Regions from separate parts of the Homo sapiens genome. Here region 1 is linked to region 2. Evidence: chromatin loops called from intact Hi-C (ENCODE). Cell type or tissue: natural killer cell. All regions are shown on one strand. Links, peaks and the distances in the headings refer to the core of each region. The heading gives the core; the rest is flanking DNA. Region 1 overlaps CNOT6L (CCR4-NOT transcription complex subunit 6 like). Region 2 overlaps CNOT6L (CCR4-NOT transcription complex subunit 6 like).

Region 1 (16,749 bases), core at 3,508-11,507, 66 kb after region 2:
GTAATGCAAGCAAGGTTGATTTAACGTTCAAAATAATAAAAACCACCTATTAAGAAACTTAAAAGAATACACATGATCATCTCAATAGATACATAAAAAGCATCTGAAAAATCCAATGGCCATTCCTATTTAAAAAGAAAACCTTCATTTAAAAAATAAAAGTGAATTTACTTAGCCTGATAAATGGCATCAATGAAAAATCTATAGCTAACATTAATGGTGAAATTCTGAATGCTTTTCTCCTAAGATCAGAAACAGGGCAAGGATGTTAGCTCTCACTTCTATTGAAGTTTACACCAGACACCAGAAGTTCTAGCCCATGCAATCAAGCAAGAGAGAAGATATAAAAGTCATGGAGACTGGAAGGAAGAATTAAACTCATGTTTATTCACAAACAATAAATTATATATATGTAAAAAATCCTATAGAATCTACAAAAAATCTAACAGAATTAATGAATAGATTTAACAGGTAACAGAATACAAGATTAATATGTCCCCTGCAAAAAAATCAAGTGTATTTATTTCTACATACAGGTAACAAGCAAAAGTAAAAAAGAAATTTTTCTTTTTTTTTTTTTTTTTGAGACACTTTCCCTCTTGTTGCCTAGGCTGGAGTGCAATGGCACCATCTCGGCTCACTGCAACCTCTGCCTCCCAGGTTCAAGTGATTCTTCTGCCTCAGCCTCCTGAGTAGCTGAGATTACAGACATGCGCCACCACGGCTGGCTAATTTTGTATTTTTAGTAGAGACGGGGTTTCTCCATGGTGGTCAGGCTGGTCTCGAGCTCCTGACCTCAGGTGATCCACCCACCTCGGCCTCCCAAAGTGCTGAGATTACAGGTGTGAGCCACTGCACCCGGCCAGTAAAATTTTTTAAAGTATCATTTACAATGACATAAAAAAATAGAGATTAATATGAAAACAGATGTGCAAACCAGTTGACATGGTTTAGCTCTGTGTCCACACCCAAGTCTCATGTCCAGTTGTGGTTCCTAGTGTTGGAGGAGGGGCCTGGTGGGAGGTGACTGAATCATGGGGACAGACTTCTCCCTTGCTGTTCTCATGACAGAGTTCTTAAGACAGCTGGTTATTTGAAAAGTGTGTGGCACTTCCCCCTTCACTCCTGTTCTTTCTGTCTCTCTCCTGCTGGCCTTGTGAGGATGTGCCTGCTTCCCCTTCACCTTCCACCATGATTGTTAAGTCTTCTGAGGCCTCCCCAGAAGCAGAAGTCTGTACGGGGCCCACAGAACCATGAGCTGATTAAGCCTCTTCTCTTTATAAATTACCCAGTCTCAGGTATGTTTTTACAGCAGTGTGAGACTGGACTAATACACCAGTACACTGGAAACTATAACACATTACTGAGAAAAATTAAAGAACTAAATAAATGAAGACATACCTTATATTCATGGGTCAGAAGAATCAATATTAAGATGTTATTCTTCCCCAAATGATCTACAAATTTAACACAATCCCAGTGAAATACCTAAGGTGGTTTTTTTTTATTCATTGAAAGTGATCTTTTTTCTTTCCTTTTATCTTTAATAATTTCAGCTTTTATTTTAGATTCAGGGAGTACACATGCAGGCTTGTTACATGGGTATATTGCATGATGCTGGGGTTTAGGGTATGAATGATGGCATCACCCAGGTAGTAAGCATAATATCTAATAGGTAGTTGTTCAGCCCTGTTCCCCTCATGACATTTTTTTTTTATAGAAATTAACATGCTTATTCTAAAATATATATGGAAATTCCAAGGGCCTAGAAAAGCTAACGCTGAAACAACTTTGAAAAAGAAAAATAAAATTGGAGGATTTACACTATTGATATGGTCTGGCTCTGGGTCCCCACTCAAATATCATCTCAAATTGCAATCCCTATGTGTTGGGGGAGGTGCTTGGTGGGAAGTGATTGAATCATGGGGGAGGACTTCTCCCTTGCTTTTTCTTGTGATAGTGAGTTCTCATTAGAGATTGTTGCTTGAAGGGGATGTGTGGCACTTCCCCCTACACTCTCTCTCCTGCTCTGCCATGCTAAGACATGCTTGCTTCCCCTTCACCTTCTGCCATGATTCTACGTTTCCTGAGGCCTCCCAGTCATGCTTCTTGCCTGCGAACCAGGAGTCAATTAAACTTCTTTTCTTCATAAATTACCCAGTCTCAGGTATTTTTTACAGCAGTGTGAGAACAGACTAACAGAACTACGTAATTTCAAGAGTTATTACAAAGCTTCAGTAATCATGGCAATAAGGTACTGACAAAGATTAACATCAAGAGAACAGAGTCTAGAAACAAACACAAACATACATGGTCAATTAATTTTCAACAAAACTGCCAAGGACGCCAGGTGTGGTGGCTCATGCCTGTAATCCCACCACTTTGGGAGGGCAAGGAAGGCAGACTGCCTGACCTCAGGAGTTCGAGACCAGCCTGGACAACATGGCAAAACCCCATGTCTAACAGAGAAATACAAAAAAATTAGCTGGGCATGGTGGTGTCCCTGTGGTCTTAACTACTTGGGAGGCTGGGATGAGAGGATCACTTGAGCCTGGGAGGTCCAGGCTGCAGTGAGCCATGATGGTGCCGCTGCAGTGAGCCGTGATGGTGCCACTGCACTCCAGCCTGACAGAGGAAGACCTTGTCTCAAAAAAAAAAAAAAAAAAAAAAAACTGCCAAGGATATTCACTGGGGAGGATAATCTCTAACTAATAGTGGTAGAGCAATTAGATTACCATATTTTAAACAAACGAACCTCAAACTTTACCTCATACTATATAAAAAAAAAACAAAAACACAGTAGCCCCCCATCTCTGTCCCTTATCTACAGTTTCACTGCAGTTTGTAACCTGTAGCCAACAGGGTCAAAAGATATTAAATGGAAAATTCCAGAAATAAACAATTCACAAGTTTTAAATTGTGTGCCAGTCTGAGTAGTGTGATGAAATCTCCTGCTGTCTCTTTCAGTCCTGCTTGGACATGATTCATCCCTTTGTCCAGCATATTCACACTGTTTAGTATACCTGCCTATTAGTCAATCAGTATCTATCTCAGTTATCAGACTGTCAGTCTCACAGTGTGTTTAAGAAACCCTTATTTTACTTAATAATGGCCCCAAAGCACAAGAGTAGTGATGCTGGAAATTCAGGTATGCCAAAAAGAAACCATAAGGGGCTTCCTTTTTAAGTGAAATGGTGAAAATTCTCAATTTAATAAGGGAAGAAAAAAATCGTATAGTGAGGTTGCCAAAATCAATGGTAAGAATTAATCTTCCACCTATGACATTGTGAAGAAGGAAACAGAAATTCATGTGGTAACTGCAGTTTTAGGCATCCACTGAGGGTCTTGGAATATATATCCTCCACAAATAAGGGTGGGACTACTCTATGTTCAACATGGATCACAGGCCTAAATTTAAGAGCCAAAATTATAAAATATCTAGAAGAAAACACAGGAGAAAACCTTGGTGACTATGAGTTTCGCAAGGATATCTTCAACACCAAAACAAAAGCATGATCCATAAAACAAAAAATTGATAAATTAGACTTTCAAGAACTTTTGCTCCTTGAAAAACATTATTAGGAAAATAGGCTAGGCATGGTGGCTCCTGTCTGTAATCCCAACATTTTGGGAGGCCAAGGAAGGAGAAGCACTTGAGACCAGGAGTTCAAGACCAGCCTGGGCAAATATAGCAAGACCCCGTCTTTACAAAGTAATACAAAATCAGCCAGGAGCCTATAGTCCTAGTTACTCAGGAGGCTGAGGCAGGAGGACTGCTTGAGCCCAGAGGCTGCAGTGAGCTATGATCGTACCATTGCACTCCTGCCTTGACAACAGATTGAGATCTTGTCTCTAAAACAAATAAATAATTTTTTTAAAAAAAGAAAATAACCCACACACTGGGAAAAAATATTTACAAATCATGTATATGATAAAGAATGTATATCCAACATAAAGAACTGTCAAAATTCAGTAATAAAAAAAATTTCTAATGGGCAAAACATTTTAATAGACACTTCACCAAAGAAGATATATTGATGGTAAAAAAGTACATAAGATGCTTTAGTCATTAGAGAAGTGAAAATTAAACCACAATGAGATTCTACTCTATACTTTGGCCTATTAGAATGGCTAAGTTTTTAAAAAACCGAGCCAAGAAAACAACCGGAACTTTCATACACTAAAGATGAGAATGCAAAATGCTACAACTTTGGGAGAAAGTTTGAAGGTTTCTTAAAAAGGTAAACAGGCCAGGCACGGTGGCTCACACGTATAATTGCAACACTTTGGGAGGCCGAGGTGGGAGGATTGCTTGAGCCAGGAGTTCAACATGAGCCTGGGCAACATAGTTAGACCCCATTTCAATTAAAAAAAAAAAATAGCCAGGCATGGTGGTGTGCACCTGTGATCCCAGCTACTAAGGCAGCCGAGGTAGGATTGCTTGAGCCTGGGAGGTCAAGGCTAGAGTGTGCCATGATCACACAACTGCATTCCAGCCTGAGTGAAGGAGCAAGACCCTATCTCAAAAAAAGAAAAAAAGTTAAATATGCAGCTACCATATGACCCAGACATTCCACTCCTAGATATTTACCCAAGATAAATGAAAACATTTGTTCACCCAAAGATTAAACTGAACTCAAATGTTCTTAGAGCTTTATTTATAACAGCCCAAAACTGGAAACTGTTGAACAGGCCAGGCACAGTGGCTCATGACTGTAATCCCAACACTTTCGGAGGCCAAGGTGAGAGGATTGTTTCAGGCCAGTAGTTCAAGACCAGCCTGGGCAACACATCAAGTCCCTGTTTCTACAAAAAACAAACTTTGCTGGGAATGGTGGCACGCACCTGTAGTCCCAACTGCTCAGGAAGATCACTTGAGCCCAGGAGGTTGAGGCTGCAGTGAACCACGCTAATGCCACTGCACTCCAGCCTAGGCTAGTATAAACAAGGTCAAAAGTAATATGTTCAGGATGGGTGTGGTGGTTCACGCCTGTAATCCCAGCACTTTCGGAGACCGAGGCAGGTGGATCACCTGAGGTCAAGAGTTCGAGACTAGCCTGGCCAACATGGTGAAACCCCGTTTCTACTAAAAATACAAAAATTAGCTGGGCGTGGTGGTGGGCGCCTGTAATCCCAGCTATTCAGGAGGTGAGACAGGAGAATTGCCTGAACTCAGGAGGCAGAGGTTGCAGTGAGCTGAGATTGTGCCATTGCACTCCAGCCTAGGTGAGGGGAGTGAAACTCCATCTCAAAAAAAAAAAAAAAAAAAGGAACATGTTCAGACCCAAACTAAGAAGTTGCAAGGGTACCTGTAAAAGGATCACATATCATCTATTATAAGCCAAGTGTATGAGAGCTCTTTCATTCAAAGTAACAAATCCTCTAGAAAAAGTAGATTTAGTCCATGTTTTAATGTGGAAAAAAACTGAAGTAACATTCTAACACTTCATATGAAATCCTTCATCTTTTTCCTTTTCCTACCTTCCAATTTCGGGCTCTGCCTCTCTGGTAGTACATGGCAAATCCAAGAATTGAGTATTTTTTCACAAATTTAATATCTGTTTATATAAACAATCACCTGTACATAAAACTAAGCATGTTATACTCCATCAAAAAAAAAAACTAATTCAAGAAATTGGTTTTAATTACCAGAAAACTGAACTTGATAGTATCAAAAACTGAACTAATGAATCCTTTTCATAAAGCTAATTACTTTAGCTTTTCTATTTCTTCAGGAAAATATTTTAAATTAAGTCTTACACAAAGGCCAGGTATTATGGCTCACACCTATAATCCCAGCACTTTCGGAGGCCAAGGTGGGAGGACTGCTTGAGCCCAGGCGTTCAAGGCCAGCCTGGGCAACATAGTGAGACCCTAACTCTACCAAAAAAAATTTTTTTTTTTAAAGTAGCCAGGCACAGTAGCATGTGACTGTGAGTGAGCACCAGCTTCTTGGGAGGCTTAGATAGGAGGATTACTTGAGCCCAGGAGGTCAATGAGCTTATAATTACACCACTGCACTCCAGCCTGTGAGCGACAAAGCAAGACCCTGTCTCTTAAAAAAAAAATTAAAAAAAATAAAGTCTTGTATACAAAGTTTTGAACAATATGAAAGTCTGAATAGCTGTAACAGCCATCCCATACTTTTGAACTGAACCAAATTATACAATATTTTAATGTTAGATAAACATAAAAGTTGTGTAAAGAGGTGTTAAAACTAGTATGACTATTCTGAGAAGCAGGGTTTAGAATGTGTATAAGCCATATCTGAAATCTACAAGTCTCCATTAAAAACAGTAGAGTAAAACAGAAAAATCTTAGTAGCCCAACTGTCTGAAATAAAACTTGATAAAGTATAAAGAAAAGCTCCATCCAGGAGAGGGTTCCAAGGTACCAACATCTTAATTACAAAAGGATGTAAAAGAAAGTTAAGGCCAATGCTGACTCACACTGATCCAAAACAACTAGCATTAAACAAAGAGCTAACCCTTAACTTTTTGGCATGAATAAAATGCCTACAAAAGTATCCACTCTACTCATATAAATGACTGCCAAGAAGGTGGTGCTTTGTATTGAGCAGAAAGGTTAGAAGGGAAAGGGTGTCAACTTTAAAATTGCTCCTAAAATAGTTGATTAGAAGGATAAAGAACAAGAGAACTTACAATGGCTTTGAGTCAAGCTTGGTTCCAGGAAAAGGATACTCTGACCCTACGTGAAAGCAAAAACCAGCCACTGAAAAGTAGACACCCAGATTTTGCCAGCAGAAGGAAGAGTATTGTTCATTTCCCACAAAGGTAGCAGAGTCTTTAACTTCAATTCCTAGGTTTTCCTGGCAAATAGATACTCTGCAAAAGCAACAAAGCAAACTAAATATAATGCTCTTCACAATTTCAATCCTGCACTCACAACGCCAGCTTCACAAACTCATCAAAGGTCACAGAGGAGCTAATTTCCTGTTTTGTTACTTAAAACTCATTACCTTCCTCCTGAGCTAACCAATACAGAATAATTTCCTTCTTGTTTTGAAGCTGACAAAATAATGACAGTATACATGTAACATACCAAAAAAAATTTTTAGACAGTTACTAAGAGTCAAGGAATACAGTTTGATATAATTTTCTGAAAACAAATTGCACAGAATCCATGTCTATTATTACTCCACTTGAGGAATATTTATTTTTCTTAACAAATTTTAAAACCTTTATTTTGAAGTTATTTTACCAGAAGATAAAAATTGGGGGGGGGGGAGAATGAAACATTTTATAAATATTTATCAAAAACCCATTATAAGCCATGCACCTTGCATGTGCCTGTAGTCCCAGCTACTCAGAAGCTGAGGCAGGAGGACTGCTTGAAGTCAGGAGCCCGAGGCTATAGCAAACTATGGTCACATCTGTGAATAGCCACTGTATTCCAGCCTGGGCAATATAGCAAAAACTATGTCCCCCTGTCCTAAAATCCTCATAGTCCAGGAAACAAGATGAGAAAAATGTAAACAATGACTACCATGTTGTAAACATTTATTTCCCATTTCTTTCTAAAATGTATTTAAAGTTGCTTTCCCCAAAAGAAATATAACAGTTTATACATAATTTTAATTTAGTGAAGAATATGTGTAAATTCCATTAAAGTCCATTATAATGCTACTAAGAAGATTCCAATGGAGCAGTAGTTCTAATACAGGTTGATGATTGTGAGGTGTGTTACAAATACAGTAATTTGTAACTATTAATAGTAAAAATTACCTAAATTTATGTACACCTTATACATACAATATAAATATACTGTATGTCAGCATTGATTCTCTATCCTCTTACCAGTATTCCAACAATAAGAAGAGTAGAGTTACAACTATTTCTCCCAAATATTACAAATCATGATGGATACATGTTGCATATGCACATATCCTTTAGGTATGTTATATAGGTTTTAGTCTTCTTTGTATTAAAATATGCCTCTTATCATGCTACTAAAAAATGTTTTCATTAAACATAAATTACTTCCTAATTACTAAATGAATTTTCAATCTCCTTTTCAGACAGTACTCATCCCACATGGCTTCTCTGACTTTGAAAACTAAGGGCAACATTATTTCTTGAAACTTTCCCCTCCCTTATCTTCTGGACCAGATTTTAACTAGACTGATAGAAGATGGAGTTTATGGGTGAGAGAGAAAAGAAAACATGCACTGAACACCCAGTATGTGGCCAGATGGTATGCTAGAGAATTTGAATTATTGCATTTAACTTAACCAAAAGCATAGACCCTAATTATCAACTATCATTTTACAGATGAGGAAGGTGAGATACAGAGAAGTTGTGCAGACATCTAACACCTCACAGCTAGTAAGTGGCTAGACGGGAATCTGAACATAGTTAAGACCAACTACAAAAACCAAGCTTCTACTAAATCATGCCAAATTTTAGACATTCCCAGAAGAAAATGCGGAGAAAATATTTTATAATCTTGGGGTGCAGAAAACTTATTCTAAGCAAGGCAAAGACCTTTTATAAGGAATGATAAACAGTATTTTAAAAATTTAATGTCTATAAGGCAAAGAGCAAAGTCATAAACAAAGTCAAAAAACAAACAAGAAACTGGAACAAAGTCTCTGCAATATTGATAATGAGCAATAAGGTAATGTTTCTAAAATGTAAACAGCTATTAACAAAGTAATAAGAAAAACAGAGACACCCAATAGAAAAATTTAGGGTAAAGGTCATGATCAGGCAAATCACAAAAGAATGCAGTGGCCAAAAAAAATGTGAAAAAAAAAATTATCTCCACTATAATTAACAAATTCCAAAATTTAAAATATGTATGACTTTTTGTTATTAAAATGACAAAAATTAATTATGTGAATATGAGTTTGAGAAAATAAGCATACATCACACAATTGTTGGGAGTAAAATTTTATAAAACATTTCTAAAGGGCAATCTGACAAGATGTATCAAATATTAAATGTGTAATTACTTTGATCCAGCAATTCCTTTCCTAAAAATTTATACTTTAAAAAAGTGTGCAAAAGGTGTTTATACAAGTTTTTTCACTGCATTAGTGTTGATAATCATCAAAAATACAGAAATAAATTGTCAATCAACAGGGGACTGAATGACAGGACATCAATAAAATGGATTACAATGAAGCCATTAAAAAGCAGGAGGTAGGGCAGGTGCGGTTGCTCATGCCTATAATCCCATCACTTTGAGAGGCCGAGGCAGGTAGATAACCTGAGAACGGCAGTTCAAGACCAGCCTGACCAACATGGAGAAACCCCATCTCCACCAAAAATACAAAATTAGCCGGGTGTGGTGGCACATGCCAGTAATCCCAGCTACTCGGGAGGCTGAGGCAGGAGAATCGCTTGAACCCGGGAGGCCAAGGCTGCAGTGAGCCGAGATCATGCTATTGCACTCCAGCCTGTCAACAAGAGCGAAATTCCGTCTCAAAAAAAAAAGAAAAAAGCGTGAGGTGTGGAAATGTAAAACAGCGCTGCTACTGTGGAAAAGTTTGTCAATTCCTCAAAAAGTTAAAACACAGAAATACGTATGACCCAGCAATTCCACTCTTAGGTATACACCCAAGAGAAATGAAAACATACGTCTTCACAAAACCATATACATGAATTATTTATAATAACCAAGTATGTATAATAATATATTGTTCACTCATAAAAAGGAATGAAATATTGGCCGGGCACAGTGGTTCATGCCTGTAATCCCAGCACTTTGGGAGGCCAAGGTGGGCAGATCACCTGAAGTCAGGAGTTTGAGACCAGCCTGGCCAACATGGTGAAACACCGTCTCTACTAAAAATACAAAAAATGAGCCAGGCGTGGTGGTGGGCTCCTGTAATCCCAGCTACTCAGGAGGCTTAGGCAGGAGAACTGCTTGAACCTGGGAGGCGGAGGCTGTGGTGAACCGGTATCGTGCCACTGCACTCCAGCCTGGGTGATGCAGCAAGACCCCATCTCAAAAAAAAAAAAAAAGGAATGAAATACTGTTATATGCTACAACATGAATCTTGAAAATATTATGCTAAGTGAAAAAAGCAGACACAGTCACATATTATATGATTCTACTTATATTAAATGACTAGAAGAAGCAAATCCATAGAGACAGAAAGTAGACCAGAAATTGTCAATGGATGGGGTAACTGGAACTAACTGACATAAAATATGAGGTTTCTTTTGTGGGTGATGGAAATGTTCTGGAATTTGCTTGTAGTGGTGGTTGGCAACATACTGAATGTACTAAAACCACTAAAATATACACTTTAAAATGGTGAATGTTTGTGTTATGTAATACATATCTCAACTTTCATCCTACAATTTTTTAAAGCATGAGGTGTATTTATTAATGAAAAAAGATGTTTTCAAATGAAAAAAAAGCAAATTTTTAAAAAAGTATACACAGTATGAACCTATTTTAGTTATGTTTTTGTGGTTATGTAAGTATATATTGACCAGAAACAGGTAACAGTACTACCACTTAGCCTTGAACAACATGGGTTTGAACTGCACAGGTTCACTCGTGGAGATTTTTTTTAACCAAACACAGATGGAAAATATAGCACTTGTGAGATGAGAAACCCATGTATATAGAGGGCCAATTTTTCATATACATGGCAGGACCTGAGTATGTATGCATGGATTTAGGCATACACAAGGGTCATGGAGCCAATCCTCTCTATACCAAGAAACTACTGTATATATTATACTGCTAACAAGCTTGATCGCCATGAAGCAGGATAACCAGAAAATTATGCGTTTTATTACCATTTGAATTTTTTTTTACAAAGAGTACATATTATTTCCCAAAACAGACATGATGCAATAAAAATACTACCATCTGCAAAGAAAAGTACATTACTATGACAAAAATACACAGAAGAAGAGTAAAACAGGAGCTAGTACAAGCAAAGGTAATTAACCTAGGTTCCATAAATCTCAGGAAACCTGTGAATTTATATAGAAAAAAAATTACATCACCATTTTCACTAATCTCTAAAATTTTCACACAAACCTAAACAATCAACCATAATAGTATTAGCAGTACCTGTGATTTCTGTCACTAACAGAAGTACATTTTCATTTCATATTATAGTTGTTACAGAAATCTCAAAATATCTATATGTACCAGTATTACAAAATTATGGTAGCTATTAGACTCATTGCAAGACGTTACTTAACAGTATTAGTAGAGAAGCATATATATTACTATATCATATTTTGGCATTTCAATATAACAAGTTCCTTTCAAGTCCTATTTACTTTATTTCACTCATTTAAAATTGTCATTCTACATTGGATTCACAGCCTTCTCCAGACTGAAGAAAGGTCCACAGCACCAAAGATTAAGAATCCATGAATTAGCAACAGGAAGGGAAACCAATCATAAGAGTATTCTAATTATTCAAGCATAAAGTAAGCAGAGCCCAAATTCAGGCAACGATAGAAATCACTCCAATAGAATTCACAGTAATCAATTTAACCAACATAAAATACACAATTTCCTTCCTTGACCTGCCTCTTCCGTTTTTCTCATTCGTCTCTGACTTCCTCATAGTCAATCATTGACTTATCACTTTATATTTTAACTTTTTTTAAAAGGCCTCCTTCTTCCCAGTCCCATCTCCTCAACTGATGGTGAATACCTCAACTAGATTAATCTTAAAAAATTAACTTCAGGCCGGGCACAGTGACTCACGCCTATAATCCCAGCACTTTGGGAGGCTGAGGCCGGCGGATCACCTGAGATTGGGAGTTCGAGACCAGCCTGACCAACATGGAGAAACCCCATCTCTACTAAAAATACAAAATTAGCCGGGCGTGGTGGCGCATGCCTGTAATCCCAGGTACTCAGGAGGCTGAGACAGGAGAATCGCTTGAACCTGGGAGGCGGAGGTTGCAGTGAACCAAGATCGTGCCACTGCACTCCAGCCTAGGCAACAAGAGCAAAACTCTGTCTCAAAAAAAAAAAAAGATTAATTTCAAACTGCCACCAACCTGTTCAAAATCATTCCATGGTTCCCAATGTCTTTAATAGTAGTACTGATAATTATGATATTCTAGAGCTACATCTTGCAGTATCTATTAATCAAAACAATTGTTTAGGTAATGAATGTTCTATAAAATACCTAAAGCAATATTACAACATACAATTTGTGTATTAAGAGAACCCAAGTTATGGATTTAAAAAACACCTGCTGCTCTAGAGTTGAAAGCTTTGTATCAATGACTCCAGAACAAAATTAAAATTCCTTACCAAGATATTCAAGCCCCTCCACGATCATTCTCCAATTTGCCTTATTAACCTCATGTTCCCACTCGAGCCCTAGAAGTTAACCAGAAATTTACTTACTTTCCCACTCACCACCACCCCTGAACCTGGACTCATTTTTCTGCAACTATAGATCTGCTGATATGATTTCCATGTCTGTAATGCCATTTAATTATTCATTCATTTAATAAACACTTTCAAATTCCCAACTATATGCCAAACTCTGTATTAAGCCCCTACTATGTATCAAACACTTGAGCTACAAAGGTAAGGCATATATCATCTATGCCCTTAAAAACCTCACAATCTTTTGTATTTTTAATAGAGAGGGGATTTCACCATGTTGGCCAGGATGGTCTCGATCTCCTGACCTGGTGATCCGCCTGCCTTGGTTAGCTGGGCATGGTGGTGTGTGCCTGTAATCCCAGCTACTCGGGAGGCTGAGGCAGGAGAATCGCTTGAACCAGGGAGTCAGAGGTTGCAGTGAGCCGAGATCGCGCCACTGCATTCCAGCATGGCGACAGAGTGAGACTCCATCTCAAAAAAAAAAAAAAAAATCCTACAATCTAAGGCTACAGGGAGAGGATCTGTTGAGCTCAGGAATGCAAGGTCAGCCCGGGCAACATAGCAAAATCTCCATCTCTTAAAAAAAAAACTCACAGTCTAACGCAAAACGGAGACATAAACCCAAGTTAAACACAAGGCAATGTAGTAAGTGTTATGAATGAAGAATGCACAGAATGCTAGAGGAGCACAGAAAAAGTTCATAAAGCAAGGACTACAAGTACCAAGTAAGGTTTCCCAAAGTAGGAAGTACCAGAGGCAGATTATTAAAGAAATCAATGAGGTCATAAAGTATAAGGTATTGTAGGCATATATAAAGCACAGACCACGCTGTAAGTCACTCACTACAGCTAGGCTAGGGAATATGTGAGAGAGAGTAGTAACAAATACGAAAACTAGAAAAGTAAGCAAAGACAAGATCATCAAGGGCCTTACACATAATGCTAAGAAATTTGCATCTTATTTAAAAGTAATAGGAAGCAGCAAGATATCTTAGGAAGTACACAGGTTTAGGTATTCCAATGGCCTCAATCTGTCACTTACTTGACCTTCATCAAATCTGCCTCTCTAAGCTTCAATTTCCTCAACTGTGAAGTAGAAATAATATCAACTTTACCAGGATTGTTACAAGAAGAAATGAGTTAGTTCACGTAAATCTCCTTGCATAGGGGTCAGTCAATAAGCTGCATCCAGACTGATTTGGCAGCAAAGAATGGTTTTTACATTTTTAAAGGATTGTGAAAAAAGAATTACAACAAAAATTAAAGGATTGTTAAAAAACAAAAAAATTACAGCAAAAAAGAATATGCAACAGAGATCTTGCATGACCCAAAAAGCCAAAATATTTACATCTGTCCCTTCATAGAAAAAAGCTTGCTAGGCCTGGCGAGGTGGCTCATTCCTGTAATCCCAACACTTTGGGAGGCTGAGGCAGGTGGATCATTTGAGGTCAGGAGTTCGAGACCAGCCTGGCCAACGTGGTGAAACCCCATCTCCACTAAAAATACAAAAATTAGCCGGGTGTGGTGGTGTGCGCCTGTAATCCCAGCTTCTCGGGAGGCTGAGGCAGGAGAATCGCTTGAACCTGGGAGGTGGAGGTTGCAGTGAGCTGAGATCGTGCCACTGCACTCCAGCCTGGGTGAGAGTGGGACTCTGCCATCTCAAAAAAAAAAAAAAAAAAAGAGAAGAGAAAAGAAGAGAAGCTTGCTGTCTCCTATCCTAGCCCACAGTAGGTAACCAGAAAACAGTAACTATTATTATTAAAGGACTGTAAGCAGAGAATTTAAGCAATGTGGGATGAATTTTACAAGGATTTCTCTGGTGACAATGTGTACAAAGGAAAAGATGTTAAAGGAGATATAATGGAAGTTGTAGACTAGCAAGGAAGATATTACAGTAGTCTATTAATTTTTTCCCTGCCTTTTTTCTCATCATAAAGGCAAGAGCAACATCTATCTCCTCTCTTACTTATCCCTGTAGTTTAAAATCCATATGTACTCTGTATGTCATAGCACTTAATGTTAGTCACTTAGCATATTCTGCCTTCACCTGTTTACTAGATCCAGACTTAAACATCCTATAAATGTAAGCATTATAGTATAAGAGTGTTTTAAATTCAAATAGATCTGGTTGTAATCTTGGGCACGTTAATTAACTTCTTTCCTAATAAGAAACAGTAATAGTGTACGTGTATTGTTTTTTAGTTTGGTTTTTTACTACAGATGTGCCAGGTAGTGTCCTAAATACTTTACAGGACTACATCATTTAATCCTCACAAAACTCTACGAGATAAGGAATATTATCTCCCTATTACAGATGAGAAAACTGAAGCATAGAGAAGTTAAATGAGTTTCCGTAGAGCTGGAAAGTGGAGGACCCAAGGCTCACTTTCTTAACCAGCTTCAGAATGAGAATCATACTGCCTCTCTCATAGGATTTTCATGAAGAATAATTTAGATTACACATTTAAAGGGAAGGAGGGGAGTGGCTTTTCACATTCCTTGGTACTCAGTAGTCAAAAAAATATTAGCTCCATTCCCTGGTAGAAAGATTATTCTACATTTCTTTTTATTCCCCAGAACCCTGAATACAATAGTCTATAACAAATAGAAGCTTAATAAATATTAATTAACAGGTTATATTTTGGTGATTCAAATTCTGACAGTGTTTCAAGGCTACCATTCTGTATATAACTCACATTATGTTGTTTCATAAAATTATATGTAGATATTGCAGAAGATTGTACTAAATATGAACCTATAGAAGAATATACCCTGTTAAGTAATTTCTGAGTTTTGCTTTGTTAAATATGATAAACATTATGATCAGAAAGCAATGGATATATGAGATTCCAACAAAGTCTTTGTATAGAGAGACATTAAGGTTGGGATATACTAAATTTAGTTCTATTCTTTTAGCAGTATTTGTAGCTGGTATTATGTAACTCTAATTTATGTTACTCATTTAGGAAATCTATTTAAGTAATATGGGAAAGAGAAAAATAGAGTTTAAACTTTAAGATTAGAGAGGGAGGTTCTCTCTGCAAAAGATGAATATAAGGAACATAAAGTGTTTTAATCTCTATTTTGTGTCACCAATTTCAATTGTTAATAAATGAAAACAATATTTGAAAGCCCCAAATTACCAGGCATCTATTCAGTACAAATGACGAGTTTCTCATTTGTCTTATTTATTAGACTACTTATTTCTTTAAAAATAATAATAAATTGTATCTGTATCAAAATTTTAAAGCGGACTAAAAATAATGAAAACTAATAAACCTGTTACAAAACAAAAATTCTATTACCACTTTCCAATTTCACCTGTTAACAGGAATATTCTTAGCTAAACTCAAAGTTATCTTAACTTCTGAGAACTATACATGAAAGACAAAAATAAAAATTTTTAAAAATATTTATCTGATCAGAATGTGGATGCATGGGAACACAATTAAAATTTCAAAAAGTAAACAAAGGGTAATCACCACATCAAAGTGAAACACAACTTTACCTTACTGAGCAAAGTTTCATATGAAATTTGTTAAATTTTTTAGAAAATTATAAAGAAAACTTGTAAAAACAAAGCCATTGATGCTGAAATGTTTAGGGTGGGAGAATGTCAGCTGACAGCTAGATTCAAAGTACATTAAACTAAACATAAAATTTTTTATTAACCATACCCCCAATATGGCAAAGGTTTGCTTACTTTTTAAATTTTTTAATTGGCACATAATTGTATATATATATGGGATACACAGTGATGTTTCCATACATACAATGTGTAGCGATCAGATCAAGGTAATCAGCATATCCATCATCTCAAACATGTATCATTTCTTTGCATTTGGAACATTCAATATTTTCCTCCTAGCTATTTGAAACTACATAATAATATTGTTAACTATAGTCATCCTACAGTGCTACAGAACACTAGAACTTACTCCCCCATCTAGCTATAATTTTGTACCCTTTAACAATCTCTCTCCCTAGCCCTCTTCCCCCTACCCTTTCCAGCCTCTAGAATCCTCTTTTCTACTTTTTACTTCTAAGAGATCGACTTTTTTTGGCTTCCACCTAGAAGTGAGAATACGTGGTGTTTTACCTTTCTGTTCCTGGCTTATTCCACTTAACACAGTGTCCTCTAGTTCCATCCAAGTTGCCAAGAATGACAGGATTCCATTCTTTTTGAAGACGGATTTCATTCTTTATGGCTGAAGTATTCCACTGTGTTCACTTCTTTGTAAGTCCATGGTTGGCACTTCATTTATGATTTAGTATCTTCTCTGATGCCCTCCAAACCTAGCTATCAAGCTATTCAGTAAGAAATTCTCCACACAATTTTTAGTATTTTTCAAAAGAAAGGATACTTCCACTGCTCAAAAAATCTTAATTATACAGATCAGTA
Region 2 (16,749 bases), core at 5,797-13,796:
AGACACTCATTGTACCTTAGTTCCTTGAAGTCTTTATGGTTGTCAGCTACTCCTCCATTGCTTAAGTATTCCACAACACCTGGTAGAATAAAGAAGAGACACTTCCATTTAGCATTTAGACCTTACACAAGGCTTCACAGCCAAGACTTGTTACCAGGTTAATCCACCAGGCTCAGAGTGGTCTTCTTAGGTTGAGCCATATAAAACTGCCTTTTGTTGTTGTTTAAAAATAAAAAATCAAATACCAGCCATTTCATATGAGTCAAGCAAATGAATCAAAGGATGTTTGCCTATTTCAGAACAAAATATATCAGGAACACTCAAAGATATCCTTAGTTTTCTTAGTGGTTTTTCAGGCTAAAGATGATTTCCAGGACCTAGGATGGCATTCACCAGGAAGGTATTAACCCTAAATGTTTTTGGAAAATTATTCCAAACCACTATCTCTTTAGTATTTCCCCATTCTAAGCAATCAACAACTTTGCGAATATATAAGTAGAGCATATTAATAAAAATAGTTTACAACAAAAACAGATTTTGCATCTTCAACATTTCAATGTCTAATGTCAGCTAGACAATATCATTCTTTATTTTGAGCTAGAGTGAGTTTTCTCAGTCTGACACTATAAAGCATATTATATGCCAGAAGTATACCACTTGGCTAAAAATACAAGGCTGAAGAGAAGAATAGCATTCAGAAAAGTGCACTGCTTCCACTGAATTAGCAAACATGAAAACAGTATCAAAACCCTTATGATGATTAGTGCACTGTTAGAGTCATCTTTCTATTTGTAATAAGGATTGATAGTAAGATATAATGAATGTGTGATAAGCACAATATCAGTATTGTAAATAGCTCAGAAGGCACTATCATTTGTCTAGTATTTGCTACATGCCAGGCACTGTTCTAAGTGCTTTATTCATGTAAATCTCACAATTCTATGAAGTAGATAACATGATTCCCCCCTTGTTAAAAATGAAGAACTAGGCTGGGTGCGGTGGCTCACACCTGTAAAACTCCCAACACTTTGAGAGGCCGAGGTGGGCGGATCCAGCACCTGAGGTCAGGAGTTCGAGACCAGCCTGGCCAACATGGTGAAAGCCTGTCTCTACTAAAAATACAAAAATTAGCTGGGCGTGGTGGCATGCACCTGTAATTCCAGCTACTGGGAGGCTAAGGCAGGAGAATTGCTTGAACCCGGGAGGCAGAGGTTGCAGTCAAGACTGCACCACTGCACTCCAACCTTGGCAACAAGAGCACAACTCTGTCTCAAAAAAAAAAAAAAAAAAAAAAAAAAAAAAAAAGGAAAAATGAGGAACTTAGTCACAGATTGCATAGTTCATAAGTAGCAAAATCAGGATCCAACCATGACAGTCTGGTACCAAAGTCATTTCACTATGTTGTGTTGCCAAATGACAACTAACTGGTTTTAACAAATCAAATACAATGGGAGAAAAACTTGCACTTGAGAGTAATTCAACTTAAGAAAGGATTAAGAAAGGAGCATGTGGTTAAAGTGCCAATTAGGCTAGGGGTTAAAGACAAACACTTATAAACAATGATTTCAGCATTATTTGCTAAGAAGAAAAAGATGTTTTCAAGTTCAGTGACTTTTTTTTAATATTCCAAGTGTAGGCATTTAGGTTATCTTATAGTAACCTTATTGTTACTTACTTTAAATAACTTAAAATAGCCTAGCAGTGATAATATACAAAATTTAGCATATGCTTTGGTATTGGCAAAAGAGTAATAGTCTAATGTTTTCCATTTGATACCTAAAATGCAGAAATTATTTTTATAAAAAGTAAAATGATAAAAGTTCAGACATAAAGTAGTTTAGTGGAGCTCAAGAAGTAATATGAAGCCCTAGGATAATTTTGATCATTCTTCTGTAACTACTAACATTATCCAAATATCATTTAATGAATTCACTTAAAAGTTGCTAACATTATTAAACTAGAGAGCTACACGTAATGAATATTTTCTGGCTGCCCCTTCAGATCACCCTTCTGCAGTACACTCTGTGCCTCAGGCAGCTGATCTTTATTGCATCAACTGCAAATCCCTCCCCGCTCTAGCTTTTGGTTGGATTTGATCAATGGGCAGCCTAGCAGGAGATGAAAGGACAGAAGCAGAGTGAGGTAAGAATATATATTTCCCTGGCTCCCTTCTTTTTGGTTTGCCAGGGATTGACCGCTTCATGCAATTCAAAGCCATCACTCCTATTATGTGGCCCTTTCCTACAACTGTATTTTTTCCAAGTTCTAATGACAGACAGCTCCCACCACTTTCCCTTTTAGGTAGAGGAGTGGTAAAGAGATCTATTACTAAATCCCCTAGTGGCAGAGTACTGCATCATTTATTGCTTTGTTTCCCTTAAACCAGGCAACACCTTTGGTAATAGCTTCTTTATTAAACTCTCTTCTATTACCTTGTGTCCCATCCATGGAATTCTTATGATACATTCCTTAATTTATCTACTCAAAATTTAGGAGCTAGCTGGCCTTTGAACCAAGAGTAAAAGTGAAATTGAAAGCAGTGAGGAAATGATATTATAAATACCTGAATCTGGCAATGAGTTAAGATCTGCACATAGCACCAGCGGGATGGAATTAGGATCTGCAGTTGGGCTTCCAGGCCTACTAGAGGCTTTCTCCAGAATGTTTTTAACCTCTGAGACAAACATCATGGTCTGGATGAGCTTCACATCAGAATACTCTGGGTCCCAATGCATGTGGGCATTTGCCACTATAAGCAGCTGTTTGTCTGCAGCATGAATAGGCTTCATACCTAAATTTAAACATTACAAAAAGAAGACAAAGTTATGCTTTATGTTTGAAGAAATGTGGCATCCTCAGGTTTTCTCAATATGATCCACAGCTACTTCTTTACTCTTTTCCATGAATTTATAACTTCCCTTTTATCTCATAAAGTAATTCTTAGAAGCTAAAGGGCTGAGATTCTGGTAATCCTACTATGGGAATTACTCTCCTAGATCAAGTTGGCAAACTGTAGCCCATGGGCTAAATCTGGCCCACAAATTTGGTATAGCCCTTTAAATATCTGTCATTTAAATAGCACAATAATGTAGTAAGGCAGGTTTTCAGTTGAGTTACCTAAACCTCAATTTAAATTCTTACTACTGTCTAGTACTCATTCACCTTGCATTTCCCAAGCACAACACAGCACAACTGTGATAGGTCAGCAGTAAAGGCAGTAAATTATATTAACCTATATAAGATAAAATAAGAAAGTCATCTGCTACCTGAACAAATTCACACCATATACCGAAATAACATTATTTTTAAAATCAGAATTAGAGAGTAGTGTGCTATAAAAGTCTGGACACGTGGGTTTTAGACTTGGCTTTCTTACTAATTATTTTATGTAGTTTTGGGTCAGTAATTTAACCAGATTCTTTTGGGAAGTGAAATATTCAACTAGAATATCTCTAAGGTTTTTTTTTTATTCCTATAATTCTATGTTTTTTAATTCTGTTAAAATAAACATTAACATAGTACTTTCCAAATGGTAGATGGAATACATTAAGATTTTTGAAAATTAAACATAGTTAACATTTACTGACAGATGTCCATAAAATATTCAAGATATAAAACTATTAATACATATACTCACATTCTGTATGTTAGTAACTCTATAGAGAAATCAACAAGAGCTATAATCTAGAGTATGAATGACATGAGGGATCTCTCACTTTTTACTTTACATACCTTTAAACCATTGGACTATCCGTAAACATACAAATTTAATTTTTCTTTTATAATTTCTATAGAAGCGTCTCAAATTTTTCTATTGGAATATAAGCTTTGGGGGAAAAGACCTAATTTTCTAAGTCTACTAGTTTGTTAAAGTTTCTTTCCAGTCTCACCAAGCTATAATTATCTTCAATGTTGAGAAAATAAGAAACTGAAGTATCTGTTATATCTGACATAGTCACCTTAAAAGCAATTTGATCATAAATGTCTGTAGCCAAATCTTCTAAGCGATCTTCTTTTCCCAGTTTTACAGTGTCACTTTTAGCTATAGATTAAGTATTCACAATATTAAAAATTTTCCCCTTCAAAGAGCCATAAGCACTATATTACTAAATTCCCCTTCTATGAGTACAAGAGATATGTATTTCAGAACGTAAAAGTCTCTACTATTTAGAATTACTCTTCCGCAAATTAAAAGAGGAGTAAAACTCCAAAAGATATTCTCCACAATATCAGAAAAAAAAGTACCAAACTTTGGGAAGAATAAGATTGTAAAGGACATAAAGGTAAATAAAAACGGAGGGGCTAAGAAAAGTAAAAAGTCCAAAATTTCATATCAAAGATTACCTTTGATAAGGAATAAATTGAAGTATGGTGAGAAAAGAAGGTTTGACACATATGCATGGTCTGAATAATTCAAATCAATACTCTAGTCCAAAATAATCTTTTCCTCTACAAAAAGTACAGGGGAAAAAAAGCCCTGATGTAGTCTCACTCCTTTCTTGCTTAAAATGTACTAGTAAACAGTGAGATGCTCAAAGGCAGGCAGTAAGAAGGATAAAAAAGGTCTGTGTATGAAGTACATAATGAGTTTCTGACTCTGAAGGAAGCTATAAATAATCTAAAATGCTAAAGTAAGTACCATGTAGATAAAAGATCCTGCTCTTACCCTGACAATGACTGAGATATAACAAAGAAACTAGAGGAAATGTGCCAAGTCCTTAACCTTAAAGACAAAAGAATCACACTCAAGCTAAAAATATAATTCAAAAAGAGGGCCAAGTCATCATAATTTCTAAATTCAGCCTAACCAAAATATTCCCTATTTAAAAGAACTGTTTGGGATTAATGGCATATTAAAAAAGACTTTACATAGATTATCTGGTAAGTAAAAAAGACTGTGATAGAGAGCACAAAATATCCCAACAAATATATGATGCTTTACACAATGGTGCTATTTTCCTGCCCATCTCCCTTAACTTTCCTCAAAAGAAAATAACTTTGCAATAAATAACGGCAAAATTCTCTTCACTTGTTTTGAGATGGAAAAACTTGGGATGGTGTTTATTTTTAGTAAGAATATTTTACATTGCACTCACCTGCTCCAAATAGTTCTTTGTGGACCTCTAATACCACAGCGACACCAATGTTATCTTTTGTCATCACTCTGTTCAGCATAGCTTCGGATCCATCTGAATTAGCCATCGCCACTTGGTTAAATTCCACTGTATGCTTCTGCACCAATGTAAATCTAAAAGGTACATTATTATAATTTTAGGTACCTAGACTATCATGCTGAAAGATATTAAATGAAAGAAACATGACATGCATTGTCTCCCTTGTCATTTTCTAGCTGCAAGTGACCATGTGATACAGTTCTGGCCACTAAGACACAAGAAGTCTGATTATTGTAAAAAGTTTCTCAGAGGCCCCACCTAACAAAGACAGCATATATATCCCTTCATGCTTTTATACCTTGCCCCTTACAGCTAGTGCTCGGAGAAATAATAACCATCTTGTGACCATGAAATAAGAAGCAGGAAGGCAAAAGCCAACCTTCTAAAAATGGGGAAGCAGCTGAACCAGTTCTGGACTGCCTATTTCTGGACTTCTTGTGTGAGAAAATCACCCTTCCCTCATTTGTTTAAGCTACTGCTAGAATTTTCTGGTATTTAAAGGTGCACACAATCTCAACTAAGTTAATGAGAAAAAGATAAAAAGAATACAATCCACCTACCCTGTTTGTAGTTTTATTTCTACCACATCAAGATATTTGTCAACAAAATACAGGGGCACACCTTTATCTCAGCTAAAGAGTAACTGATTTTTCCATCTGACTTTTACTAGAAAGTTGCAATGGGGTATAAGTATTCTGAGAAACAGATTCTGCAAGATGAAGAAATGACTCTCTCTGTGATTATAGCTTCTGCACTAATAATTTTTTCTTTCCTTCATTAATGCCAAATTATTAAGCATTGTAGAGTTGTAGGATTTAATAGAATTGGTTTAGTGCTGACATTTAATTGCAGTGGGATGTTGGTGAAGTCATTTAACCTTTTTCAGTCTAATTTTATTAATTTGTGAAATATTTATAAGTAATCAAAACCTACTAAATACATTACTTGCACTAGGTGTTCAGTGGAGAGAAGACATAGTCTTGTAACAGATCCCCTCCTCACTTTCCTTCAAGCTTTGAAAACAGAAGCTAGTTTCTGTTTCTTCAAAAATATTGACTTACTATGCCACAGGATGCTGCACTAAATGAAGCAATATTCCCTTCCCTCCTCCAATTCTGAACGTGTCAGCTGGACTGACAAGTGTAAAGGGTCAGTTTATGTGCCTATTTCTAACCCAGAGTGCTTAAAGTGACTATAGTTTCTACCCTCTAAAGAGGTAATCTATAAGCTTAAATATGACAGATGAAAGTTACTAAGGTGAAGAATGGGGTTAAGAGCATCCCAGGTAGAAAATGTGAAAGGTCCTGAGACAGCAAAAAGCACTGCAAGTTTATGTGTTAGAAAAGAATGGAAGGGTATGAAATGATGCTGAAGAGGAGAGATAAAAGTTCTAAGCCAGGACATGGTATCATTTGATTTATGTTTTTTAAGATCACTTAGCTGCTCAATTAAAGAACTGATAACTGGGAAGCAGATTAGAAAGTTTGTGAGGTTATCTGAAAGAGAAATGATGGTGGCTTGAACAAAGGCAAGAGAAATCAAGAGGAGTGAGCAGTTTCAAAATGTGTCCTATAGACAGGATTGACCATTGTCCATATCAGACTTCTTCAAACAATTTTAAGCTGTGGAATACCTTTTACAGTTTCTGGTGAGATTCCCACAGATAAAACAGATAAAAGCAGCATTATGTTAGAATAAATCAACCACTGAAAACAAGCAACCTATTTTGATGAATATAAAAATTTGAAATCAGAGGACAGAGATGATATAGTTTTATATCAGTCTCAGTGTCCAATTTTTGTATTTTGTTTTGGTTACAGAGTATTATTAAAAATCCTGATTCACACAGCTATAAATGGTAAATAACTGGCCCTATACTCAGAAAAAAGAAGCAGACATGAAGAAATTTGATTCAGAGGTCTGCACCAAAAACAAGTTAACTAAGCAGTACTTTATGAACACGTTAATGATTTCCAAAATGTTAAAACTTGTATTTGAAACATGTGAGTGAACATGTTATTTTCAAATTACAGTTCAATTATTCACATTTAATTTTTGAGATATCTTCTAAATATTCACAGAACTTCTATGGTATACTTACAGGAACCTAGGATTCTGTACAAAAGTCTTAAAAATCCTGTTAATTATAATATTTTTATAACTGGAATAATTTTACTTCTACCAAAGCTAGGTCATTCTTTGGGGCGTAGGGGCAGGGGAGCATAGGACTCTAATTAAAAGAAATAACTAAAATTTGCTTTCCTGTATTCTTCTCCCATTTTTTCCATTAAAACTAGATCTAGATCTTTTCAAGAATATACATTAAATCTAATTTCTCTTCCAAATGACACCACTTTAAATATCTGACAATAGATGTCAATGCTCTCCCACCCTCCATGTCTTCTCCGGAAAAGAAACGATCAGTTACACTTACATGATGTGTGATGTTGTTCATCTGAACAATTTGTTTAAATTTGCTCAACAAATTTAAATTGAACTGACAACTGGGTCTGTCTTTTTGAAAAGTTCATTTGAACAACTCAAGTTTACCCAAAGGTGCAGTACCTATAACTGGGCATAAATGAACTACAGCCTTCTTCATTTTTTAACTGTATTTTCATTAATAAAGACTAAAACTTCACTTTGGGGAAAGTCATATTGTAAGCCAAACAGGAACTAACATATATCTGAAATGTTTTGATCTTTTTGCTCTTAAACCAGGTCTTGTCAGTCCTGCATTTATAGGTACTTCAAAACAAAAACGTGGAAAAAATGATACATTAAATATGTTTATTGTAGAGATATGAGAACAAAGAAAACTAAGTCACTTATAACCCAATACCTCCATTTAAAAGTTAATATATTTCCCCAGACTTTTCTCTACACACATACACACACATATTTTTACGCATTTAGAACAATACTATTCTATCAGGGACATTTCCTATAACATTTAATATTCTTCCAAATCAATTTTGATGACTGGATTATAGTCCACTCTACAGATTCACCATAATTTATTTAACCTGTGTTGGACATTTAAGTTACTTACGTATTTTAACTAATGCCGTAATGAACATTGCTACATATATTTTTCTGTGGTCTCAGCTGATTCTTGTCCCTCCCTCTTTTTATTCCTTCCATTAATAATCTAAGAGCGGCAATCTTTACCTCAGTTAAGTATCACTTCATGAACATCTGCTCATTAGTTCACCTATTCGGATATTAAGTGCTCTGAAACTTCATTCTATTTAATTTTTAATTTTTTACAGATATGTAAGATAGATGCACAAATTTACAGGATATAATTCTATTTTTCTATTGGATCTAATTCTATTTTTCTAATAGATTAAATATCCCTGCCAGCTTTTGGACATTTATAAATGTTATGAGCATGCATTCTCTTCTCTCAAAATAATTAAATTTCTCAATAGGACAGAATAATAAAAAAAAAATGAAAGCTACCATTATTGAGGATCTATCCAGTCTCAAGATTTGTGTTAAGTACTTCATATATGTTAGTCCTAAAATTTGCACATGGAGATATACTGCTCAGATTCCTCATCAGGGATTGCTTCAGTTGCAGAAAGCTGCCTACTCATGGTCACATACTTCTAGGAGCACCACCATCCAATTAGAAATCGAAAGCAAAAGTTAAAAGTCCAGGGATGTGGGCCCCTTGTGGTTTAACTCTCACAGGCCATATAAGCTCTAAAGCTCCCTGTTGAGTCACCTGAGGCAGTCAGGCCTGCAACACTTCACTTTTCTCCGTATGTCCAATTCTGCTTCCTCCCCTTTCCACAGGTGTTGATTTCTAATAAACTCCTGAACACCAAACTATCTCCGAGTCTTCTTTCGGTTATCTCTGAGAACCCACATTGCAGCAGGAGGTATTACTACTGCCATTACAAAGATGAAGAAAACTGAGGCTGGGCAAGTCTGTCTTTTTGAAAAGTTTGATAGTTCATCCATCCCCCAAATCCTAGAATTTTTTTCTCTACTCCAATATTTATAACAGATTACCTTTGCCAGTTCTCTAACCACACTTCCGTAAGATCTTTAATACCATAAGATATAATTATCTTCATCTGAAAACCTAACTAGTTAGTGCAGTTTAGTGACTCTCTTGGCTTACCAATCTCACCGTCTTGGTTTGCCATTCTCCTCTTTACCTGGTCTTAGTGTTTCTACTTTGAGGAAAATTCTTCTCAATAGAAATCATGAAAGCAAAACATAAATTGTATAGAGCTGTTTTTTGTTGATCGTCAATTACTGATTATACAGTCTGCAGCGGGTCCATTCCTTCCTTGTTATTTACAGTGCATAATGTTAGTTAAAATATCCTCCTCACTGCCTTAGCACTTTCACCCAGCCTTTTCTTTTTCTTAAGTTTCTTAGTAATGATCATAGGTTCATTAAACTTTTTTAAAAATACATGATTAGTTATTGATCTTTCTTCATTTAAATAACAATTCTTTAAACATAAATCTTGAGCAACCACTGGGTTATCAGATGCTTGCAACTATCCTTCCAACTTTATTTCTCATTGGTATATACTGCCATACTTTTGACTTTTAAAACTTCTCAATCTTTTAAAGGTACCTTCTTTTTACTGTCATGGTTTCAAAAGTCCAGAAAAGCAAAACTAGTCTTCCTAAACAGGATGCATATGTCATTATAACTAACACTCCCTTCCACTGCCACTGAGAAACTCTAGAGCACACATTCTCACTCAAGTTTTATCACTTCAGCTTCACCAAGGGTTGAAAAACCAAAGAGAGAGTTGAAAACTAGTTGAACCAAATAAAGTTCCTTCTTTCTAGTAAATAAGAGTGTTGATATGTTTCTTGAACTTTAAGACTTTCTCAGATATTCTGTTTTTAAAAGAATGAGATTTCTAGCATTAGTGCTGATGGCTGTAATCTACAATTTATCTTATTTCCTTGTTTATAACTGTAATAAATTTACAATATAGTAAGATATAATTACCCATATTCTATCCCTACTACCTTAACAATGCTACTTCTTGCATTCCCTTCCCATACAAACCAAATGCACTCTATTCTGCATCTACTTTGTTTCACAGATTTCCATACAGGTAACATTTTGAAATATAGAGGTTTTCTGCCATTCTTTCTATTATTAGATGTTTCTTCTCAATTAGACATATTAGTTTATAGTTACTTTCCAATCATTGTTCCAAGCCATACAGCCTTGGTAATACGGAAAATCTTAAACTTGTCTCTTTCGATACATTAGTTTACCATTCATACTCTGTGACTGGTATACAGATGCTAAAAGCATTATTCCTGATGATATTTTATTCTAAGAATTCTTCTGTATATTCACATTTTTGAAAAAAAAACTAGACGAAAGGTCAAATGGATAAAAGAACATATATTAATATAATAAAGACTGCTATGACCAAAAAATCCCCTTATATGATTTGAGAATTATTATTAGGTTGGATGTTTCATGTGCAAAAAGAACACGTCCAGAGCAGTCCTTCAAATAAAGACATAACTCAATTTCTTACCAACTTGTAGTCTAAAAATAACTTTGTGGGCTCTGATGTAATTAATTAATGCTAGAGAGAGGACAGTGACTGCCAACTATGAGAAACTAAAGCAATCTATAGGATTTAAGTAATATTCCATCCCTGAATTCATTTACAAGTAAAAAGGGGCAATGTAATACACAGTCAAGACAATAGTATAATCACACAAAGTTAACTCTGACCCTTTCTGGATCACATCCCAACACTGTTAAAACCAAACCAAATAGAAGTTCTTACTATATTCAGTATAAAATGATATAAAATGTGTTCTTGGTCCCTTTAAGTAATCATGGGAGTGCCAGAAGGTAACTAATTGGAAAAGGTAAGCTGAGAGACCAGGTTAAATAAGGAAGTAGATAAATAACATCCTATATTTGTACCGTTCTTTTTTTTTTTTTTTTTTTTTTTTTTTTTTTTTGAGATGGAATCTTGCTCTGTCACCCAGGCTGGAGTGCAACGGCACGATCTTGGCTCACTGCAACCTCTGCCTCCCGGGTTCAAGCAATTCTCTGCCTCAGCCTCCCGAGTAGCTGGGATTACAGGCGCCCACCACCAAGCCCAGCTAATTTTTCTATTTTTAGTAGAGACAGGTTTTCACCATCTTGGCCAGGCTGGACTTAACTCCTGACCTTGTGATCTACCCGCCTCAGACTCCCAAAGTGCTGCCATTATAGGGGTGAAACACCACGCCCAGACTGTACAGCTCTTTTAACCACTGAAAGTGCATCCACATTCATTATTTTAACCCCATAAGAAACCTCTAAAGTGGAACAGTTATTATCTATATTCGAAAGGTACAGAAACTGTAGTACAAAGTCGTAATGTTATGATCCAGGTTGAATAGAAATTACCAGAAGAGTACAGATCAAAATCTCATTTTCAAAAAAAATCCTACGTACAAATTCTAAATGCAACAACCACCTATGACACAGGAAATTAATAACTGAGAGACCAGTGAGATGGGAGTATCACAACAGTAATGATACTGTACCATTTTGGAATGATACTATGACCTCTGAAAACCCTCCTTCCAAGCACAAAACTACCTGTGATAATAGAAGAAAAAAAAGCAAGGACTTGGCCTTACCTGGTACCTCTGAGAATGGAAGCAGGTTAGGAAGTACAGCAAGAACTAAGTGCCATGACAACCTAAGTTCCCAATCCTATGATAAGAGATTGCCTCTTCACAGTGCAATGATCACACTGTTCTAAATTGCTGTTTTCATCTTTCCCTTTCTCATTGACTTGAAATAAAGCATGATAAGGAGGTCAGAACTGCTAACCTCAGGAACAGCAAGTCTAGCATATAGGTCTGCTTTCATCTTCATATTTTCCCCCACTATTAAGTTGTGTATCTGGCTCCAAGACCCAATTCTACTTAATGGTTAAGTCTATAGGACAAAACATGGCAAAAAGAAATTTAAATTATGAGTCTAAAGCATGTATCTACGGCCAGGCGCGGTTGCTCACGCCTGTAATCCCAGCATTTTGGGCGGCCAAGGAGGGCAGATCACCTGAGGTCGGGAGTTTGAGACCAGCCTGACCAACATGGAGAAACCCTGTCTCTACTAAAAACACAAAATTAGTCAGGCATGGTGGCGCATGCCTGTAATCCCAGCTACTCAGGAGGCTAAGGCAGGAGAATTGCTTGAACCTGGGAGGCGGAGGTTGCAGTGGGCCAAGATCACGCCACTGCACTCCAGCCTGGGCAACAAGAGTGAAACTCCGTCTCAAAAAAAAAAAAAAAAAATGTATTTACAACTCAGTTTCTACATATACATTATATACATATAAGAAACATATGCATATGTATGAATGTATTTTATAAAATGCTTTGGAACGTAAATAATACTTGTTAAAAGACAAAGCAAAAGCTGAGATCTGGTATTTTATCACTCAAAGTTCTATTTTCTAGTATCTCTATGCATCTAACTCCCAAAAAATGATGTTCATAATGATGACCAAACAGGTGCTGCCAAATCCTGAAGTAGATTCTGAATCCCCCAAAACTAAACTAGAATAATGTGATTTAAAGAACAGTGTATTATATTCTAATTATCTGAATATTGGTAACTTGTGTCCTAGCCTTTACTAAACAATACTCTATCCTTTCATCATGATGGATTAGAGATTTTTATTATAGTATTTTGCTATAAATGGCAATTATGATAGTTTCCATTTATTGTTGCGTATTCTGTACCAGTTTTTCATGTATGATTAAACAGTCATCAGTGAAGATGAGGAATTATCAGATACTCTGATTACAGAAGAAAGAGACTGAGAGTAAGTACAGTGTTGACTACTCTTCCACAGTTATCTTTGTTAGTTTTGTAACCTCTACAAAAATGATCTTACAAGATAAGAATATACAAATGAAGAAACAGGTCCAGAAATGCTAAGTCTTTCAACATTATATAGCTAAATAAATAGAAGAAGCACCTGGCTTCAAAACTCACAGTCTTTTTTTGCCCTATATTTCCAGTCTGAAGAAAGAATAAAGGCAGGGTATAATACTTTAAATTCCAAATAGTTGGCACTGAATAGTCAGCTAAGACATGGATAAATATCTGGTACTGGGACAGAAGGTGGTTTTGTTCTACCTATAGGAGGTATATAGTCCTGTCATTCCAGGAAAGAAGTTGAAAAGAGGTACAATATACTGATGTATCACATTCAATCTGTTGCCAGATCCATGTTACTATTCAGGAAAAAAGAGTTGAGGAAGAAAAGAAAAACAGGTGACACATCTAAGTACTTCCTATGTGCTCATTACTTAACTAGTTCACAGCATTTTTAATAATTCAAGAATCAATTTGCAAATACCCAGATAACAGTTCTAACTGTTATTTCAAAGCCTTAACTACTTCTAGTAAATTGTTAAGGAATTTTAGATTTTTCCTCTCAAAACTGTGAGAGTAATAATAAAAATCTTCCATATTATCTTGAAAGAAACTATAGCAAATAGAAAAAGAGCCTGATGTTAGATGTCTCAAGTTTACTGGTGCATTTTTTTTTTAAGCTATGGTGTTTCAAGGGGATTTGTGTATGAACATAGGTAACAAATATCGTCAGGCACGGTGGCTTACGTCTGTAATCCCAGCACTGTGGGAGGCTGAGGCGGGTGGATTGCTTGGACCCAGGAGTTCAAAACCAGCCTAGGGCAACACAGCAAGACCCCATCTCTACAAAAAATACAAAAATTAGTTAGGTGTGGTGGCATGCACGTGTAGTCTCAGCTACTCAGGGTGCTGAGGTGACAGAATCACCTGAGCCTGGGGAGGTTGAGGCTGCAGTGAGCCATGATCGCCACTGCACTCCAGCCTGGGTGACAGAGTAAGACTCTGAGACCCTGTCTAAAAACAAAAACAAATGTCAAATTCAGGGCAATTTTTCTAAATGAGGTAATCTTATAAGAGGTATTAGTGATATCAAAAGCTCAAACAAGAAGGCTAAAGATTCAGTTTATTACAGTAGTTAAAAGCATGGACTATGAAATCAGACTGTGTAACTGGAACTAGTTATTGAACTTGTCTGTACCTTGGTTTCCTCATCTTTAAAAACAAGGAAATAGCTGTATAGCTGCCTGTAAGAGTTGCTTTAAAATTTGAACAAGACAACTAATATAAACAATTCGAAAAGGCTGACAGATGGCAAACACTCTGGAAGTACGGTCATATACCATATAACAAGATTTCAGTCAACAAGGGACTACATGCCGATGGTAGTCCCACAAGACTATAATGGAGCTGAAAAATTCCTATCACCCAGTGATGATGTAGGTGTCTTAACATCACAGCACAATACATTACCTTTTTTACGTCTAGATATGTTTAGACTCAAATGCCATTGTATTACAATTGTCTATTTACTACAGTAACATGCTGTACAGGTTTCTAGCCTGGGAACAACAGGCTATACCTTATAGCCTAGGTGTATAGTGCTGTACCATCTAGGTTTGTGTAAGTGCACTTCATGATGTTCCCACAACAACAAAATCACCTAATGATGCATTTCTCAGAACATATTCCCGTAGTTAAGAGATACGTAGTTTTAATAGAATTATTCTAAAATGCATAAAAAATTACCAAACCATTAGAAGAATTTAGTATATTCTGACCTCAAATACTACAAGGCTTTGTACTAATTATTAACCAAAATAAGAATATCTCTACTACAAATTCATGGAAAAGACAGGAAAGTAGGCATAGATAAATGGGAAGTGGACCAAATATCTTTCAAATTCATTGAATTTGTTTACTTAAAATAGCATGTCATGCTGGTAATATGCTTGGATCAATAAAAACAGATTGGCTTTGGTAAAATAGATGTAAAATGGGGAAATACTGGAAAACAGCTGTAAGCATGTATATGCTTATCCTGTAAGATGATTTCCTAACGTATGAAATCCAAACTATTAACCATGGGATTCAACCTCTATCAGATGTCACGTTTCATTTTCCATTGCCCTGTCTCAGTCAACCCTTTTAACTCTCTACCTCCATATGCTCTGTGCCTGCCTCTCTTATCTACCCAGGCAGACCTCTATCTTATATTACACCATATGATATTGCAATTGTCTTATATGCCTAGTTTTTCCTACTGGATTTGAGCTTTCAGTGAGATTAGGAACTATGTCTTGACTATCTTTGTGTCTGTTGTGTCTAGCACAGGACTTATCACAAAGCAAATGCTCAGTATACATTTAGTGAATAAATGATTTTAAAATGAATGATTCTCAAAAATCAATTATTAAAAAAAAATCACAGAAAAGAAACCCAGATCACTTATGGCCAACCTTAAAAGGTATCACTTTCTTTTTTTACACAAAAACTAATACTTTACTTCATGAAAATATGTTCTGAAATATGAGACCATTCAAGTCTGTATCTCTTAAAATGTTCAGTGTTATTTGGTAATAAAAGCATAAGGAATAATACAATAAATATCCTTATTTCGAATACACAGCCTGAGAAATGAAACATTAACAACAGTTTTAAGTTGCATAATACTTGTTTTCTAGCTTTCTGTTGATTTTATAGGGCAAAACCAAAGACAATTTTAAAGTGTAAGCATTTAAATAAATAAAAGTACACCATTGTGCTTTGTTTCCTTAACTTACTTTTCTGTTTTGAAGAATATTGCACAACCATCTACATGCTTTCTCTCCTGCTCAGACATGATTTTGGCACGTGACTTTGGAGAAAAAAATCCATCATATCCACGCTCCTTCAATGCTGGCAGAAAGAGAGTGAAGTATTGCTCTGTTTCCACTTCCTGAGATGAAAGAAAAGTTATCATCTATATGACAGAGGGAAAATGCTGATTAAGATATAAAAATGTTCAGCATTATGAGTAAGATGTAACTTAGTAAAAATAATTCACATAGCAAATATTATCTTACTATCTTACCTGATTGCTAGCAGCTGCTACTTGACAATGGCAGCTTTTTAAACATGAAAGAACCAGAAAGGTGACATGATTTTCTCATGCTCACACAGATAGTAACAGGAGTAGGACTACATCCCAAGGTCTCTTGATTCCCAATTTACAGTTCACTCCATTATACTTTACTTCCTCAAGACTGGCAACTAAACAAAGCAAGTTGGGTATATGATAGATTCTGTGATAGGGAATAGTAATTTATATATAAAAAGGTAATTTAAAAACTTGCATATCCTTCTGAACTATGGTGGAAAGAAATGATACCCAAGAGTGAGAAACGTAAAATCTATCCACAAAAAATTCTACTTTAAGAAATTTTTAAGTACCTAAATCGCAATCATCCAATGGCCTCTATTAATTTAATAATTATTAGTCTATTTTATTCTTTGACTCATAAAATATTTTAACAGGTCTTTCTAAATGAAATAAATATGAAGATAATTTATGTATGCAGATGTTTCTAACAGCATGAGTTTATGACAGCAAAAACCCATAAACAACTAAATGTGTCCAATGGTATGGGAAAAGCTACATCAATATACGTTCATATAATTAATGAGTTTTGAAGAATTTTAG

The links. A loop is a pair of places that touch in the nucleus more often than their neighbours do. Peaks named below come from ENCODE experiments on the same cell type or tissue, not always from the same donor. Only the 100,000 strongest peaks of a DNase experiment are listed, where the experiment ranks them.
Region 1: it touches region 2 in a loop (2.5-fold over the local background); 16 of 110 quality-filtered maps call a loop at or near these places.

Annotation. Positions count from the first base shown.
Region 1 is chr4:77,794,455-77,811,203 of GRCh38, forward strand. The region is part of intron 1 of CNOT6L (CCR4-NOT transcription complex subunit 6 like); the gene reads right to left. Among named protein-coding and RNA genes, the nearest start is that of CNOT6L, 17 kb to the right of the region's middle. In natural killer cell, for the core only: no CTCF peak of the experiment used is centred there; a DNase peak (open chromatin) is centred at 6,937; H3K27ac peaks cover 1,026 bases.
Region 2 is chr4:77,726,291-77,743,039 of GRCh38, forward strand. It overlaps CNOT6L (CCR4-NOT transcription complex subunit 6 like), which reads right to left. Exons shown (of 12, transcript NM_144571.3): 8 at 15,851-16,005; 9 at 5,097-5,248; 10 at 2,564-2,791; 11 at 1-79. Among named protein-coding and RNA genes, the nearest start is that of CNOT6L, 85 kb to the right of the region's middle. RefSeq lists an enhancer at 8,708-8,767. In natural killer cell, for the core only: no CTCF peak of the experiment used is centred there; a DNase peak (open chromatin) is centred at 8,851; H3K27ac peaks cover 1,301 bases.